Linked DNA regions of Homo sapiens: region 2 is linked to region 1. The links are chromatin loops, found by intact Hi-C in ENCODE. Cell type or tissue: HepG2. All regions are shown on one strand. Each heading gives the region's core, and the rest is flanking DNA. Links, peaks and the distances in the headings are about the cores only. Region 1 holds the start of LOC124904503 (a long non-coding RNA gene). Region 2 has its middle 10 kb from the start of SYT14.

Region 1 (2,919 bases), core at 97-2,596:
CACAGTGGCTCATGCCTGTAATCCCAGCACTTTGGAAGGCTGAGATAGGTGGATCACTTGAGGCCAGGAGTTCAAGACCAGCCTGGCCGACATGGCGAAACGCATCTCTACTAAAAATACAAAATCTAGCTGAGTGTGGTGGCACACGCCTGCAACCCCAGCTACTCAGGAGGCTGAGGCAAGAGAATCACTTGAACCTGGGAGGCAGAGGTTATGGTGAGCCAAGATCATGCCACTGTACTTCAGCCTGTCTCAAAAAAATACATACATTTTTTTAAAAAGGAGGCAAATTATTTTCTCAGATGTAGCAAAGCCAAATTTGAACTTAAGCCCATCCAACTCCAAACCTGTGCTCTTTCCATTATGCCAAGAATCTATGATCTTGAATCCTAAATAAAAGGAAAAAAATGAATGACAATATACCTGACATAGAACTTCATTTGTATCAGTTTGGTTCAGATGCTACTGTCTAGAAACATGTTTACTTCATCGAGCACGCAATGTGGGCACTGAAATATTTCCCCTATCTCCCTGGCATCACTAGAGAGAAGACCAGCAAGAAGAAAGAAAAAGGGACTGGCAAATACAACGACAGATCACCCCAGAACCCAGCAAGGCTGGGTTCACCCCATTCTAGCACAGCACACTGGAGCCTGCAGGGGGTGGGGGGTGGGGGAGGGGCTTTTACCCTGACAGCCTGGAAGAGCAAACATTACAAAAAAAGGATGCAAAAACCAAAGCATATGGAGTCTGAACAGCCCTTGACAGCCGCACCTACGCAAGCACCCACACCACTTCTGTTGTCTTGGCAAGTGCAATCAGCATTACCCTCAAAGAAATGACAAAGATCAAAAGCATTCTTGATTGGGGCTGTAATCCTCCAAACCTGAACATCATCAAAAACTGGAGGACTACAGTCAGGTCCAGCTCCCTTTCACTGCCCTAAGTGAAGCTTCACTTTGACTCACCATTTCCCTAATACATTCTTCCCTTTTCTAACCATAGCAACACCACTGGAACAGCATCTCCTCTACTGATGATCTTGCCAAATCCTACTCATTCTCTGGAGCTCAGGTGAAGGTCAGCCCCCTTCTCCCAGAAGCAGTTTGTGATTTTTTGTGCCCAGAATGGTGTCTCCCTACTCTGACTCTACACACTGTCCCACTTAGCCCACTTACCTACATGGCTATCTAGAGGCACGTAGGACCAATGTATTTCTCACCTCCATGCTGCAACCTGGCCCTTCACTCTTTCCTGCAGTTAAATTCAATAAAATACTCACTGACTCTGCTCCAGGCATTGAAGATACAGAAATGATTAAATCCCAGCCCTGCTTTTGTGGGACCCACAATCTAAGTCAGAAAGGACAACATCAAATAAAATTCTACAAATAAATTTGTCATAATAGGGTACACGATTTCACCCAAAAGAGTGCTATCCTATCACCCTGTTTACTGCCTTCATGTCATTTAGCTCAATCTGTGGCCATTGTTCATTTGTTTGCGGTCAGCCTGTCCCTAGTAGGAGAAACTAGCATAGGAATGTTGTCTGTCTGGCTCACCACTGTCCCCAGCGCTCCATATGGACTTGAGCACAGAGACACTCTCATTGAAAGCTGTATTTGTGGAAGGAAGTAAAGAGAGAGGCAGGGAAGTGTCAGGAACTATGAGCACCAAGCTCAGCTTGAGCTTCAGGCAATGCTTCGTGACAGGGAGCCAGCTATGATCTGAAGTCTGAGTAAGGGCCGGACAGGGAAGGCGTGAGCCCCAATCCAGAAGAGGAACAGGATGAGTAAAGGTAAGAATGGCAAATCGGCATGACCAAGGGAGTGGTCATTTAAGAGCCCTTAAATATTGCTATAGACCAGCTGCTCTTAAAAGGGGATGATTTTTGCCTCCTGGGGGCATTTGGCAATGCATGGAGACTTTTTAAATTGTTTCTTGTTTTTGATTTTATTTTTAGAGACAAGGTCTCACTCTGACACCCAGGCTGGAGTGCAGAGTGCAGTGGCACGATCTCTGCTCACTACAACCTCCACCTCCCGGGTTCAAGCAATTCTTGTGTCTCAGTCCCTGGAGTAGCTGGGATTACAGGCACACACCTGGCTGTAATTTTTGTATTTTTAGTAGACATGGAGTTTCATCATGTTGGCCAGGCTACTCCTGACCTCAATGATCGCTGGTCTTAGCCTTCCCAAGTGCTGGGATTACAGGAGTGAGCCACCACACCCAGCCCACTTTTTAAAATTGTTAAGGCTTAGGGCAGGAAATGCTGCTAGCATCTACTAGGTAGAGTCCAGGGACTCTGATAAGCATTGTACAACGTCCAGAGCAGCTCACCACAACAGCCATCTAATCTAGAATGTCAGTAGTGGCCAGGCAGCATAGCTCACACCTGTAACCCCAGTGCTTTGGAAGGCTGAGGCTAGGAGTTCAAGACCAGCCTGGGTAATATAGTGAGACCCCATCTCTACAAAATATTAAAAATCAGCCAGGTATGGTGGTGCATGTCTGTAGTCCCAGCTACTCAAGAGGCTGAGGCAGAAGGATCGTTTGAGCCTAGGAGTTCAAGTCTCCAGTGAGCTATGATTACAACCACTGTACTCCAGCCTGGGTGACAGAGCAGGATCACATCTCTTCAAAAAAAAAAATTTTTTTTAATAAAATGTGGCCAGGCATGGTGGCTCATGATTCTAATGCCAGCACTTTGAGAGGCTGAGGCAGGTGGATCACTTGAGGTCAGGAGTTTGAGACCAGCCTAGCCAACGTGGTGAAACCCCATCTCTATTAAAAATACAAAAATTGGCCAGGCGTGGTGGTGTGTGCCTATAATCCCAGCTACTCAAGAGACTGAGGCAAGAGAATTGTTTGAACCTGAGAGATGGAGGTTGCAGTGAGCCAAGATTGTGCCACTGCACTC
Region 2 (2,919 bases), core at 332-2,831, 440 kb after region 1:
CAGGCTGGTCTCGAACTCCTGACCTCAAGTGATTCGCCTGCCTTGGCCTCCCAAAGTGCTGGGATTACAGGCATGAGCCACCACACCTGGCCTATATATTCTTCTATTGTATCTTCTATATATACATTCAGAAAAAGAGGAAGGGAGGAGGTGGGAAATAGTATATAGTCATCCCTCAGTATCCTCGGAAAATTGGTTCCAGGACACTCCTCCCCATTCCAAAGTCCATGAATGCTTAAGTTCTTTATATAAAATGGAAGATAATTTGCATATAACCTAACCACATCCTTCTGTATATTTTAAGTTATCTCTAGATTACTTACAATTTCGAATTCAAAGTAAATGCTATTTATTATACTGTATTTTTTTAAATTTGTATTATTTCTTATTGTTGTATTGGTATTTTTTTTTCAAATTTTTAAATTCACAGTTGAATCTGTGGATGCAGAACCCACAGTTACAGAGGACAGATTATATATGAGCCAAATTCTTCTTCTTTCATAACCTGGAATCAATAGATATCTAAACTTAGAAGATAGAAATATATATATATTTACATATGGGTTTTTTTGTTTTGTTTTGTTTTGTTTTGAGATGGAGTCGCCCTCTGTCGCCAGGCTGGAGTGCAGTGGCACGATCTCGGCTCAGTGCAACCTCCACCTCCCAGGTCCAAGCGATTCTCCTGCCTCAGCCTCCTGAGTAGCTGGGACTACAGGCGCGCGCCACCACGCCCAGCTAATTTTGTATTTTTAGTAGAGATGGGGTTTCACCATGTTGGCCAAGATGGTCTCAATCCACCCACTTTCGCCTCCCAAAGTGCTGGGATTATAGGCGTGAGCCACCACATCCGGCCAGAATTATATTCTTTTCTTTTTCTTTCTTTCTTTTTTTTTTTTTTTTCTGAGACAGAGTCTTGCTCTATCGCCCAGGCTGGAGTGCAGTGGTGCGATCTCGGCTCACTGCAGCCTCTGCATCCCAGGTTCCAGCGATTCTCCTGCCTCAGCCTCCTGGGTAGCTGGGATTACAGGCACGCGACACCACACCCGGCTAATTTTTGTGTTTTTAGTAGAAACAGGGTTTCACCATGTTGGTCAGGCTGGTCTCAAACTCCTGATCTCAGATGATCCGCCTACCTCGGCCTCCCAAAGTGCTAAGATTACAGGCGTGAGCCACCGTGCCCAGCTGATAGAATTATATTATTTAGCATATGGTGATAATCGCAAGAACTAAAAACAGAAACTTATAAAAGTTTGCCTCTTGGGAATATGCTGGGTATGGAGGAGTCTCAATTGGAAAATATTAATTTTTGTTTTGACATTAAAAATATAAAAATATATTCTGAAAGTAAAGGTTCGAATGGCTTCTCTCCTCTGTGATGCCTCCCAAGCCTACCTTCCATCAGAGGTAAGAATTCTCATGATATTTGCATTTATGTTTATTATATTTAGAGTGTCTCTTCATAATTGAATGGGCCCTAAACTGAGCCCTAAGTTAGTAACTCTGTTTCATTCATCTTCCTGGTTCCCTTTCACTGAGGAGGCTTAAATGAGGAATTCCTTAAATAGAATTGGTTTGAGCCAGACAGGGCAAGCCAGTCTGAGGGAGGAAGTGTGTATTCAACCCACCTTGGTCTGTGCTCTCATTCTCTTTGTTTTCCTGGAAAGGGTTTTACTGTTCTCTCTTAGGGGCCATTCCCTTTTGATTTAGCCTTCTTTTATGTCTGAGGCTTAGTTATATAATCACAGATGAAGTTCTTTATTTTCTCCAAATTTTCTATGTAGGGCTTTTCTATTGGTGCTGGTCAATGGGAAGTCATTTAATGTGCTGAGCTATATCTCTGCAGATGGGAGAAATCTGGAGCCTGGTCATAGTTTTTTTTTTTTTTTAATTTGGACAATGACATCAAGGATCCAAAAACCACAGGAGGACTCTGAGCATAAACACCCTACAAACTGGGGGCAAAATTTGGATTTCTATGTATACTTCTCCTATCCCTCCTTACAGTGCTGTCAGGGAGGCTCCAGGAAAAACCCGTCTTATATTCTGAATTCTCTCACCCTGACATACCACATATCAACTATGATTTTCCTCATTGTATATTAAATAACGGTATATGCTTGTGTGGTCCTTTGTGCAGAGTACGAATGTATTCTATAATGAATATAAATGCAGAATATAAACTGTAAAACTTTGGTTTGTAGTTAAAATGTCCAAAACCTGCAACTGACCCACCTGAGCTATGCTCTCAGCTTATTCTAAACAATAAACCAGAGAGGGGATTGGATAAGAACTCTGTCCAGAATAATACACTATTTGTGCTGCGCTTGCACCAACCCGACAGTGAGTGCCTCCTTAAGTGTTGCACCCTAGGTTCCTGGCTTACCTCAGCCTTAGTCCTGACCTGGGATTCCTACCATCTCTAGCTCCCCCGGGTCACAGCAATGGGAGAGGATCTCAGCAGTTCTAAATCTTCCCCTACTCCCAGTGCCAAGCCCACAGTGATCCCTCATTAGTGAAAATGTATTTAATTAATAAGAAATCATCAATAAAGCCCTTCAATAAATGAATGAAAGTAGAATAGGGAAAACCTAGACCAGAAGCAGCACAGGTAGAATGGACGTGGAGTTTTAATTGAGAGTAAGTTCAATTTGTATATATGGGGTGCCTACTAAAATTATTAATGTGGTTTTAGACTGCAATTTTAGATACCTATTATCTATCAAAAAGACAGCAGCAATCCCAGTCTTCCCTGCCCTGGTTAAAAAAAAAAAATACCTGGAGTGAATTCAATGGCAAGATATTTCTAATTATATTCTATGTGAAAAAGGCTAAAAAGCTGATAAAGTTTAGTCTGAAAAAGAAATGACTCAGGGACTCCATGATAATTGTTTTCAAATATTTGAATGTCTGCCAGATGAA

The links. Hi-C counts contacts between places; a loop is a spot of excess contacts. Peaks named below come from ENCODE experiments on the same cell type or tissue, not always from the same donor. Only the 100,000 strongest peaks of a DNase experiment are listed, where the experiment ranks them.
Region 2: it touches region 1 in a loop (13-fold over the local background); 1 of 110 quality-filtered maps calls a loop at or near these places.

Annotation. Positions count from the first base shown.
Region 1 is chr1:210,365,665-210,368,583 of GRCh38, reverse strand. The region is part of intron 3 of HHAT (hedgehog acyltransferase); the gene reads right to left. LOC124904503 (a long non-coding RNA gene) reads left to right here and starts at 1,638. Exons shown (of 2, transcript XR_007066866.1): 1 at 1,638-1,797. In HepG2, for the core only: no CTCF peak of the experiment used is centred there; DNase peaks (open chromatin) are centred at 833 and 1,593; H3K4me3 peaks cover 1,249 bases.
Region 2 is chr1:209,926,339-209,929,257 of GRCh38, reverse strand. No RefSeq gene overlaps it. Among named protein-coding and RNA genes, the nearest start is that of SYT14, 10 kb to the left of the region's middle. In HepG2, for the core only: no CTCF peak of the experiment used is centred there; no DNase peak of the experiment used is centred there.